Regions from separate parts of the Homo sapiens genome. Here all the other regions are linked to region 1. Evidence: chromatin contacts called from ENCODE Hi-C or POLR2A ChIA-PET data. All regions are on one chromosome and are shown on one strand. The core of a region is the stretch at or near the end of the contact, and the rest is flanking DNA. Distances in the headings are between cores, read along the strand shown.

Region 1 (2,789 bases), core at 290-2,789:
AGAATAGAGGCTGCACACCTGCAACTATCTGATCTTTGACAAACCTGACAAAAACAAGCAATAGGGAAAAGACTCCCTATTCAATAAATGGTGCTGGGAGAACTGGCTAGCCATATGCAGAAGATTAAAACTGGACCCCTTCCTTACAACATACACAAAAATCAACTCAAGATGGATTAAATACTTAAATGTAAAACCCCAAAGTATAGAAACCCTGGAAGACAACCTAGGCAATACCATTCTGAACAATTGCTCTTTCAAGAGGCTTAGTTGTGAGTGGTGCAGCAAGATGAGTGGAAGCAAGCTTCTTTTCTTTTTCCTTTTCTTCCTTCCTTTCTTAATGGGGAAGATTTAAATGTGTTCATAGTCCTGGGGGAAGGTGCCTGGGGAGAGAGAGGTTGAAGGAGAAGAAAAGCGAGAGCAGTGTTTCTGCAGAAATAGAATGGGACTGAGAACCAGACACTGATGGGGGCTTGCATTTGGAAACAAGGAAAATAAGCAAGGGTGGAGTTGTAGTACCATTTTGTATTATATGTCTCATAACCCTAGTATCTGAACTCTCTGTGATCAGACTTTGCTGCCTGTGGACTTTTCTACGTATTGATTTTAGTGTCTTGTTCCTTGTGTATTATGTGATTTTTTTAAAGCTGTAAACTGCTTACTTTCCTTGGAAATTTGTGGGAATTCTTTGAGTCCTTAGTTGAGATTTTATTCCTCCAGAGAGGATTTTCTTTGCCTTCTGCAAATCATCTCAAGGCAGTACCATAGTGTTAATTCAGACAACAAATCCATTTGAAGGCTGGCTTGTGGTGACAAGGTCTCAGGGGAGATTTTCCCCACTCCAACACCAAGTCCAAAACGTATACATTTCTTTGTCGTCTTTTGCATGATGGGTTTATTTCTTGTCTACTCTTCCCTTGAGGGTGTATCCTTTGGGAGGAGGTACCAGGTTTGGGTGAGGTCTCCTAATACACTGTCTATATTAATGGCATTTTAGGCTTTACTTCACAAACCCCAAGCGGTTGCAGCTGTCGAAACCGAAACCCAGGGCAAAAGGTGGCTTTGGTGCCTGCTTACTTCGAGTTCTTGCTTTCACTTCATTTTGGCCTTTGTAGATTCTCTTCCTTTTGTGCTAGCTCAACGATGTGGTTTTATTTTTACATTCTTACATATTTTATCCAGGGTCTTAGTTTCAGTCGAGAAGGTAGTTCAGGATATCAAATCTGCCCTACTGCTAGAAAAGGAAGCCCGGTGTGCCTGCTATCGTAACTTTGGTTTTGATAAGCAAACACGAGCAGTTTTTGACTGCTGGGTTTACAGCATAGGAACCCTGTTGCTATGCAGCTGTTGTTGGAAAATAGTCTGTGGGCTCAGAGTTTCTAAACCAACCGTCTATTGGATGCCCAGAGAAGGAAGGAAAGCGAGGGCCCTGGCTTGCTGATTACAAACCATCTCCATGGTCACAGGTTGCTGGGTGCTCCTTTTACGATGTTTTCCCAGCAGCATGCAGGCAGCAGTAGCTTCCTTTGATCATTTTTCAGTTTCTGTTATTTGCTAGTGAGAGAAAGTTTATACCTGCTTGTGGGGACATGAGTGAAGAAAGAGAGGGGACTTTGAAACAAGAGAAGAGAGCAAACTCAAAAGGTAACTGTTTGTTTTCATAGGACCCTATGGGAACAACTAGCCCATTTTTGTTTTCACTCGTGCAGCCAGTTGGGGGAAGGAGAGGAACATAACTCATCCAGGTCTGAGGTCTAAGTCTGAATATTTATTGTGCCTCACAGATGATCCCCATTTGAATCATCCAAATTAGGAAAGAGTTTAAAAAATTACTGAGTAATAGTCTGGCAGAATTTTAATGTGACTTCTCTTGTTGACTTTAAGGTTTAACAGAGGCCCCAAAGGCTGAGAGCAAAATTGTAGGTACTTAAGTACCTTTACATTCTAAAGCAAGGTGCAAGATTGTCTATATTAGTCAGACATTATATATTCATATAAGAGATTTATTATAAGGAGTTGGCTCATGTGATTATGGAGGCTGACAGTCCTGAGGTCTGCAGTCAGCAAGCTGGAGACCCAGGAGAGCTAATAGTGGGGTTCTAGTCTGAATGCTGTCAGACTCCAGACCCAAGGAGAGCTGATGTTTCAGTTCAAGTCCAAAAACAGGAAAAGATCTATGTCCCAGGTCAAGCACTCAGGAAGGAGTTCCTTTTTACTTGCAAAAGGGTCAACCCTTTTGTCCTATTCAGGCCTTCAGCTGAGCAGATGAGAGCTGCCCTTTAAGAATGGTAATCTATTTTACTTGGTCTACCAATTTACACCCTCACAGGCATACCCAGAATAATGTTTGACCAAATATTTGGGGCCCCCCTGGCCTAGTCAAGTTGACATGTAAAATTAACCATCACAGAGAACAAAAGAAATGTAAAACAGGTAGACTAAATTGAAAACATACAATGAGATGGTAAATTTATACCTAAATATATCAGTAACTTCTGTTGAAAATAATCAAGAAAAAGAGAGATTGCACAAATAACCAATGTCAGGAAAAAAAAAAGATTAATAACTCCAGATCTGCAGAGATTTAGATAATAATAGGATAATATAAACAACTGCAAATAAATTTGAAAGGTAGGTAAAATGGACTGATTCCTTTGAAAAGTAACATCAGAATGCACTCAATGAAAATTAGAAGTTTGAATAGCCTTGTAAGCATTAAAAAATTGTATATGATCTTTTCACAAAAACAAAAAAGTCCAGCCCAGATTGTCCTTCAGTGGTGTGTTCTG
Region 2 (2,789 bases), core at 138-2,637, 2.0 Mb after region 1:
CAACGGGCACAAAAAAGCTATTTAGTAAGTACTGTTTAATTAATAAATGATACCTCAGGTTTGTCTCCCTTCCTCCGGATCCCCATAACATGTACATTTATCACATCGCCCAGATTTCCTAGACATTACAGATTTTCTGTTCTACGGCCCCCATAAGAACAGTGCAGGTGCCACACCATATGTCTGGGACATATGGTCCTCAATAGCTGCAATATGAAACTATTTCTATTGCAATAAATCTAATATCTATTCCTCTCTGTTTACTAATAGTTTTGATTACAACTTCAAATTTTAAAAATCGAGGATGAAGTTAAATAGAAGGGAACTGTCCCCTTTCTTCTATTTAACCTCGTCTTCGATTTTTAAAATTACAAAAGCATAATAGTAAAAAAAAGTTTGACAATACAAAATGATAAAGTAAAATTCGCCTTCACCAAAAGTCATCTATTTCCCCTTCTGTGGTTTCCACGTTGCGGCTGGTAACTCGGGGCTTCCACGCTGGGCGAGCCTAGAGAACATCCAGTACACACAGGAAGCAGCAGCGCGGGCCAAATGGCGCTGAGACCTGCGCACCTGTCCACGGACCGCCCACTCGCCAACTCTGACCTTGGGTGAGTCTCTCAAACTTGAGTCTCGGAATCTTCCACAAAATGCTACCCATCTCACCAGGTCGAGTGAGGAGGGTCGTGTTATGTGTAAGCACTTTGTGAAATCTAAAGCACGAGGCAAACGTAAAGCATTGTAGGGGGTCCTAGAGAAGTCTTTGTGCCTGCCTATCAGAGCCGTTTCAGTTCCCCGCAGCAGCTTCCAAGGACCTCCCACCATGCCCGCCGCTTCGGCTCCTGCACTGCAAATCTCGCGGCTCGGCCTGCAGCGGCGGCTTCCCCTGGCCTCCCACCCCAGCGACTGAGCGCGGAGCCCAGCGCGCACGAGCGCCAGCCTGGCTCAGAGACACCCACGAAGCCAGGGCCTTTCAGCGCCTGCTAACTGGCGCTACCCCTAGGGCCGCCTCTCGGTTTTAAACGTAAACAAGAGTTGCCCTTCCGTCTTCCAAGACCTGCAAATCGAAGCTTCTTTTCCTCCAGAAGCCCCGCCACCTTCTAAGCTTCTCCCCAGCCTCAGCCACGCCCCAGCCTGCAAAAGCCGGGTCCTTTACGCCCCCTGGCTCCGTATTTGATTTCGGCGCGCGCCATACCTGAGGGCAGCTGTGATTGGTTGGAGGTGAGCGAAGTTCCTATATGATTGGCTGATAGCGGCTAGGACGGGTGAAGGCCAAGGGCGGAGAATTATGGGAGGGATTAAGACTGCAAGAGCTGAGTGATGGTTGGTTCCTGAACAAAGAGGGCGGAGTAAAAGGCGGAAGCAGAATTGGGGGCGGGGCTTTGTGGAACTTGGGGGACCCAGCGAAATGGAAGAAGTTAGGTGTCCAGAGCACGGTAAGGGGCTAGGGTCTCAGCGTCCCGGGGCCTGTTGATTTAGCGTGGCGTAATCGTTGTTCACTTTCTTCTCTCTTCAGGGACTTTCTGCTTTCTTAAGACCGGCGTCCGCGATGGCCCGAATAAAGGAAAGAGCTTCTACGTGTGCCGGGCAGACACGTGCAGCTTCGTGCGGGCCACCGAGTAGGTCTGGAGCTGGGCCCCACTCCCTGTGGCTGCCCGGGGCCTCCCGAGAGGAGCTTCCCGCTCCCCGCTGTCGGGCGTCACAGGGCCGAGGAGTGGTGGGGCCCTAGTTTGCGGTGTCAGGACCCTTTAAGCAATTGGTGATCCCAGGGCAGCGTGGCGTGTTCGGAAGACGCCCAGCTAATTCTGGCTGTGTGACCCGAGGCTGGTTACCCCCCTCTCTGGGCCGATGGTTCCCCTACCTGTAAAATTGAGGATCCGGTGTTTTCCAGCTCTGGGTTTCTATTCACTTGACAGGCCTTAACCACTCCCTTCTCCTGCCCAGACAGTCCCTCCCCCTTTAAAGGAGTAAGGACACACAGCAGACATAGTGGAAAATAATTTGTCCCTGTTTTGCACTAGTTTTAGGCCCGACGGTTTTTTTTAAATGTTTGAGCTTAAAACACTCTAGTGATTAGTTGTTAGCCTTCTTATTTTTAAGTAGGATTCTCTGCATCTAAATGGTGAAATTGATAATTCAAAGAAATTAGCGCTGGAAGAAACAACGGAGGGCCTGGCGCGGTGTGTGACGCCTGTAATCCCAGCACTTTGGGAGGCGAAGGCGAGCGAATCGCTTGAGCCCAGGGGTTCGAAACCAGCCTGGGCAACATGGTGAAATCCCGTCTCTACGAAAAATTAAAAAAAATTGTCTAGGCATGGTATCACACGCCTGTAGTCCCAGCTACTCGTGAGGCTGAGGTGGGAGGAGAGAGTCAGAAATGTTAAGCATCTTCTCTAAAGTGAGGAAAGTTAATAGTTTGTCAAGTGTTAATGTTTTCACAGTACCAAGTGTCTACATTTTCTATGTGAATTTTAAAACTATCATCACATCATTAAACATCTCCTGCTCTCTATTCAGCAAAACTTGGTAGAGAAAAGTTATTTTTCTCCGTGTCAGATGTAGAGTACATAATGGATATCAGTATTAGAAAAGTGCCCTTTCAACATGTATACTAACTTCCCATGTTTCTGTTTCATGAGTTAGATGATTTACACTGAGCCTCTCAGATATAGTACCCAGGTCAAGTTTTGTGAGATAGAAGCATTTTTACCTTTGCAGGAATTCAACATTAATGGTGGCATAAGATTTGGTTTTACATTAAGAGAAACACTCTTATTTAGGATCCCATC
Region 3 (2,789 bases), core at 122-2,621, 1.2 Mb before region 1:
GAAAGGGACATAACTTGAGAGAGCAGGAGTTTAGGAACATGTCAGAGAGTTAGGTTGAACCAAGGCATGATAAACATGTTTGAAGCTTACATTCTGAGCAGGATCTGTTCTACCCAGACCACAGGTTTCTGCCTTTTTTTCTGGCTCATCAAGCAGGCATGTTTACCCACTCTTTTTATCTTCATGTTTCCCAGGTCAGCCCAATGTGAGGACTTTAAGTAGTAGAAGGAAGTTTCTGTGAAAATATGCAAACAAAACTGCCTTGTGGGATCGAACATTTTTGGTAACCCTAGTTCTCTAGGGAAATAAACTTCCCTGTTCCAGATAAAATGGAACTGCTCCCCGTGTTGTTAAGCCAGAGAGAAAGCCAAATGACTTCCCTTAAAAGGTACTTCAGCGCATTTTACACAAATCATAGTTTTCTGTGTGTGTTATGGGGATCCAAGGAAATCAAAGATGTTAATGAGTGAGATTTGAGAAACAAAACTTGATAGTAGAATTTTGTCTTAGCCACAACTGCCCTTCTCCTCACAGAGTATATGCAAATACCGATGGTGACGGACAGTCACTTTCTAGAGCTCAGATCACTGCTGCCTCCAGCACTTGTGGGATGGAAAAAATGAAGAAATTACAGTTGCCCTAAAAATGTCCCCCACTTCAGGAACCTGAATATTTTACACAGCAGGAGATACATCGGAAGTCCTACAGAATCTCTTGACTTTGGGAGATGCAACTGCTTTTCTATTAGGATAACCTAATTTTCTGTGTCCATTTTCTCAGAATGTTGTGCCCAACGCGTTCTGTTTCCTAAATACCCAGCCTTCCTTCTGGTAGAGGCAAGAAAATTATGCTAGCATTCGCTCACTGCATGTTTTGAGCGTTTGAGTTCAGAGTACAGCTATTCTCTCTCCTCGTAATGTAAACACAGGTTCCCACGGCGGCAATGGGAGACTCCCCTAAGGGGCTCTTGACGTACAGGGAGACTTCCAGATATGGTACACAGATGTCACATTGCTAGAACGTCTCTAGACGGCAACGAAACATTAAAGCCTAACCTGAGGTAATCCCTCACCGGCAGTGAAGCTCCTCTGCTAGGCACTGTCGTCCCGTACACTGCCCAAGCTCTGGGGGTGTCACACTAAACTGTGGTGATGTCACACTAGCTGGGATGACATTTTACAGTTGGATCCCGTACCACCGCCAGGCACCTTTAAATCACCGCAGAGTCTGCAGTGCGGAGGGGGCGGGAAGTCCAGGCCCCGCACTCGATCCACGCTGGCTCCCTACGGAGGCCCACCTACTCGAGGCCCACCGACTCCTACTGCAATCAGTACTATGCGATCGTCCTAGAGAGTCCATTCAGCTGCACTTCCGCCTCAGTAGGTGTCATGGCGCGGGGCGGGTGAATAGTTCCGGCGAGGCGGGGCCGGCCGGGTTGAGGGACGGCCGCTCGGCATTCCGTTCGTCGGGTCTGGCGACAACGGCGGCTGCGGAGCAAGGGGCCCGGCGGTAGCCCCGGACGGCAGCAGGAGGCCGAGGCGGGAGCGCGCGGGGCTGAGGCGGCGGCGGCGGCGGCGGGAAGGGGCTGGGTGGTGGAGCGGGAGGGAGGCTGAGGAGGCTCCCCCTGCGGGACGGGCGCGGGGACGGCTCCGGGGGGCGGGGGCCGGGGCCCGGGCCGGCTCGCGCGGGGGGTATGATGACCCGGCTGCGGGGCCCCAGATCTCGTCTCCTCCGCCGCCTCCTCACGGCAGCCCCAGCTCGCGGCTGAGAACCAGACACACCGGCGGTGAGTGGGGACGGGCAGGAGGGGTCCTCGGCGGGGAGCGACTTCCCCTCAGCTCCCTGAGGCGGGGCCGGGCCGGCCGCCGGCTCTCCTGGAGCGCCCAGCCTGCCGGGGGCGCCTTCCTCAAAGGGCCCCTGCCTGGGACCGGGCGCCGCGTCTTGCGGCCCGGCCGCTCACTGCCGCTGAGGGGATTGCCTTCCCAGGAAGGTGGGGAGGCTCCGGGCTGGTTTTCGGGGCAACTCCCCCTGCCTCCTGCCACTTCTCGCCTGGGCGTGTTGTCCTTAAGTGACAGGGGACCGCCTTGCGTCTCCTCACTCGGCCGGTTTTTTCCCCGGCTGTCGTGGCAGGTTCCCAGTGTGTGGCTTGTGCGTGTGTACTTCACAGCTCCGCTTATCACCATGGTTTTGGGTTATTTGTGCTGTTTGGGACCAGGAAGCCGTGCCTGGAGAGGACGACAGTGGGGTGGGTGTGGAAGCTTTTCTGTCGTCTCCGCTGATGTTCTGTAGTCGTTAGGCTTGTAATTCGTAATGACGGTGGAGACTACGTGAGACCAGCCCACCTAATGTATATCTGTACAAGGGAGATCTAGAGGTCTGGCCCAAAGGGAAACTTTTGCTGCCACCACTTTCAAAGCTTTCGTTAAAAAAACAAAAGGGAGGGGGAAGGTGGAGAAACAACCAAAATTCTGGTAAGGCCCACACTGTTCACAGGTCTGTGGGGAAGAGTCCCCTTTTTGTGCTTAGCAACCAAGACGTGGAGTTCCGTCTCCAGGAGCGTTGGTCTAACCTCCAGTTTGTTGTGGTGACGAGCTGTGAGCAATGGCCTGTGTTTATGCTGGGCGAGCTTTCTTTCCTACTTGGGGAGGGGGGTTCAGGATGGGAGGATGCGGGTAGGGAAGAGGGGGGGAAAACCCCCAAGCTCCAGTAAGTCTTTTCTTTACTTAATCACTGATTCTGTTGTAGGTAGACTCATTTAGAGGCAGTCCTAGATGCTCTTTCTTGTCTAT
Region 4 (2,789 bases), core at 96-2,595, 1.2 Mb before region 1:
ATTTGCTTTTTAATGCTCTCCTTTGAGCAGTCTCACCACCAGCCACACCAACATAACATATATATAACATACTCTACAGGTGCACTGAAGAATTCAGCGCAGCATCCCATTTTGAGTCCTCAGGAGGGACTAGGCAGACCACAGCTGAAGGAAGAGGGCTGATCAGCTCTTCCTTTCTGTCTTGACTCTGTGCCTGCAGGTGTTCTTTAACTATTTGTTTGCCCTGTCAAAGACAAAGTGCATTCTCTTGTGATAACAGAGTAGTTTTTAAATTGAAAAAGGGAGAGCAATAGGAGATAAAAATTATTTGGCTTTGTTATAATTGGGGCATGTTAATACAAAATAAAATGAATTATTTGGCTGCTTAGCTTTCTGTAATGTGTAATTCATTTGAATAATTTTCAGTGTTAGGTTGCTGATCTTTGTATTTTTTATCCTTTTAATTTAAGCTGTCAATTGATTCATTTTGGTTTTGTTTTTTATAGAAACTAAGGTTTTCAAATCTTCAAAGTTACCCTTCGACAAAGCTTTCTTTAAATTCACTGCAATATAGTTGTTGACTATAATTTTAAGTGGAGCTAAGTTTGCCTCTTAAAAACAGGAGTTCATTCTGTGTATTACTGAGTAATTACTCTGTATACTGAAGTTCAGTGCCCAGGGCTTGACAGTGTTTAGGATTTAACATGAGTGTTCTGTTGTGTCACAGTAATACTTGATAATGAGCCTAAGGCAGATGGAACAGCAGCTCAGGCATTCCTTCTTTATCACTAGTTTTACCCGCAGTGGTCCTCTTAAGCTTCTTTGATGTTGCTTTGTTGCCATATTAGAGTCCATTAAGTCCTCACCCTTCTGTCTTTCAAAAAACCTCTGTGAAATCTGTTTGGCTGGTGAAGCATTTTGACTCCAAAGCTAGTCCTTCTCTTACCCACCTTTTTAGTTTACCTTGCTTTGTCTTTCTGATAATATGCCAGTATTATCAGCTCACATAAATTTGCCAACTTGCTGTGTCCATTGGCCCTGGGCATGGCTAAATGATTCAGGCAGTGGAAATAATATACTTTACTCTCTGGCTCACTGTAAATGTGCACAGACTCCAAGCAAAGCTCCTGTCTTTCGGGCTTGAGTTTTAGAGACAAAGGTTTGCCATGCTTACAGGCTGAATGTTTTTCCCTACTGAACAAACTAGCCAGCCTTTATTTCAAGCTGAATCACTTTGTTACTTACGGAAGGAAAAGGTCTAGAGAAGGAAAACGTATCTTCCATTTATCCTAGACAAACAAATAATCTAATTTCCTCTGGCAGTCAAAATATAGTTTCACCTAAGCCACTGATGCAGGAAGTTAGGTTTTATGTAACCTCTCTAATTGGTAAGTAAGTAGGTTTGATGTCTCTGAGATAGGAAGAAAGAAACGAAAATGTTCATGAAAATAATCAGAGTGATTTGTGTTAAGTGATCCTAACCTTAGCTTGCTCTGGGTGCCAGTGAAATTAACCTCAACAATGTTGGTTGGAAGAATTTTTCAACTTAAAGAAGTTTGAAGTTGGGGAATCAAAAGGCAGGGATTGTTGTTTCTATCACTTAGCTGTAATAACCAGAGCCTGTTTAGTATTTGTTTTTTAAGGATGGGATGTGTCTTCAAAGAGGAGACTTGCCATGTTCAAAGCACAATTAATGCCATTTTCCTACTGAAGTGAACACTGCCAGTTTTTAACAGTTTCTTTCACTTTCCTGTGCTTCTGTAGATAACCTTTTTTACTGCCCAGTTGTTGGAATGTTACAGCTGGAAAGGGACCTAGAAGAGTAATTATCTAACTCTGTTTCCTTATTACACAAATGAGGTAGAACCAGAGTTTTACGTGTCTGTAGAGTTTATATTGAGGGATTAAGAAATAAGGAGGCCAAGAGGAAAGATGTAATGAAAATAATTCTAATAATTATAATCTGGATTCACAGTTTAAAGTATTCAGTCCTTAGAGATAAACCTGCTCTAGTGATGCCTTACTGTTCAGTAAAGTAGAAAATAACTTGTCTTTTTGCTTCGTAGAGTTTGGGTAAGTCTAACATTTATAGGCCCAAATAATACAAAACCCTCAGTGAACTAAGCAGCCTTACTGCTTTTTTGTTTGTTTTTGAGACAGGGTCTCAGGCTGGAGTGCAGTGGCGCAATCATGGCTCACTGCAGCCTTGACCTCCTGGGCTCAAGTGATCCTTCCACCTCAGCTTCCTGAGTAGCTAGAACTGCAGGCATGCACCACCATACCTGGCTAATTTTTTAAATTTTTTTGGTAGAGATTGGGTCTTGCTGTGTTGCCTAGGCTGGTCTCAAACTCCTGCTCAAGTGATCCTCCTGCCTTGGCTTCCCAAAGTGCTGGGATTATAGGTGTGAACCGCCGTTTCTGGCCGTATTTTTTTTTTTTTTAAACTGCTTTCCTTTTTTTGTTTTTCCTTTTGCTATTTGCCTTTTTATAAGGTAGATACGGTAGAGTTGCTGTTTTGACTGAGCTTTTGCTGGAAGTCCTTAGCTGCTTTTGTCACTCCAAAAGCAGGGTGAGACCAAATGAAAAAACTTTCAGCTAATCTTCAGTTTTTTTTTTTAATTAAATGGGACTTGGGGGCTGTGGAAGTGATATTTTCCTTAATTTCCCAGAAAACTTTAAGCTCGAGACAGTTATCATATATTATTGCTACCTTTTTTATTTTTTTCTGAGACGGAGTTTCGCTCTTACGCCCAGTCTGGAGTGAATTGACGTAATCTTGGCTCACTGCAACCTCTGCCCCCCGGGTTCAA

What was found. Hi-C counts contacts between places; a loop is a spot of excess contacts on that map. ChIA-PET counts read pairs that join two places held with the same protein, here RNA polymerase II (POLR2A). Pooled maps may share reads with other maps.
Region 2: a pooled map shows a loop between it and region 1 (8-fold over the local background). The contact joins the promoter of TTF2 here to the promoter of LINC01765 in region 1. A Hi-C loop is called at or near these places in 5 of 50 pooled maps.
Region 3: a pooled map shows a loop between it and region 1 (8-fold over the local background). The contact joins the promoter of HIPK1-AS1 here to the promoter of LINC01765 in region 1. A Hi-C loop is called at or near these places in 6 of 50 pooled maps.
Region 4: a map of naive thymus-derived CD4-positive, alpha-beta T cell shows a loop between it and region 1 (2.7-fold over the local background). The contact joins the enhancer-like site here to the promoter of LINC01765 in region 1. A Hi-C loop is called at or near these places in 1 of 168 maps with a recorded cell type or tissue (naive thymus-derived CD4-positive, alpha-beta T cell) and 5 of 50 pooled maps. POLR2A ChIA-PET finds 5 or more read pairs at or near these places in 1 of 52 experiments (Caco-2).

Annotation. Positions count from the first base shown.
Region 1 is chr1:115,098,108-115,100,896 of GRCh38, forward strand. It overlaps LINC01765 (long intergenic non-protein coding RNA 1765), which reads left to right and starts at 1,540. Exons shown (of 2, transcript XR_947722.3): 1 at 1,540-1,644. RefSeq lists an enhancer at 1,591-1,650.
Region 2 is chr1:117,058,939-117,061,727 of GRCh38, forward strand. TTF2 (transcription termination factor 2) reads left to right here and starts at 1,388. Exons shown (of 23, transcript NM_003594.4): 1 at 1,388-1,436; 2 at 1,517-1,619. The coding sequence starts at 1,409. It overlaps CD101-AS1 (CD101 antisense RNA 1), which reads right to left and starts at 552. Exons shown (of 4, transcript NR_110786.1): 1 at 435-552. RefSeq lists a silencer at 459-508 and an enhancer at 929-1,088.
Region 3 is chr1:113,928,154-113,930,942 of GRCh38, forward strand. It overlaps HIPK1-AS1 (HIPK1 antisense RNA 1), which reads right to left and starts at 1,372. Exons shown (of 3, transcript NR_110726.1): 1 at 1,209-1,372; 2 at 91-235. HIPK1 (homeodomain interacting protein kinase 1) reads left to right here and starts at 1,171. Exons shown (of 16, transcript NM_198268.3): 1 at 1,171-1,379. RefSeq lists an enhancer at 1,082-1,401 and silencers at 1,522-1,571, 1,592-1,901.
Region 4 is chr1:113,946,150-113,948,938 of GRCh38, forward strand. All of the region lies in intron 2 of HIPK1 (homeodomain interacting protein kinase 1), which reads left to right. Among named protein-coding and RNA genes, the nearest start is that of HIPK1-AS1, 18 kb to the left of the region's middle. Within about 2 kb of position 1,346, at least 5 of the 41 ENCODE cell types and tissues checked have a DNase peak (open chromatin) inside an H3K27ac peak, as active enhancers do.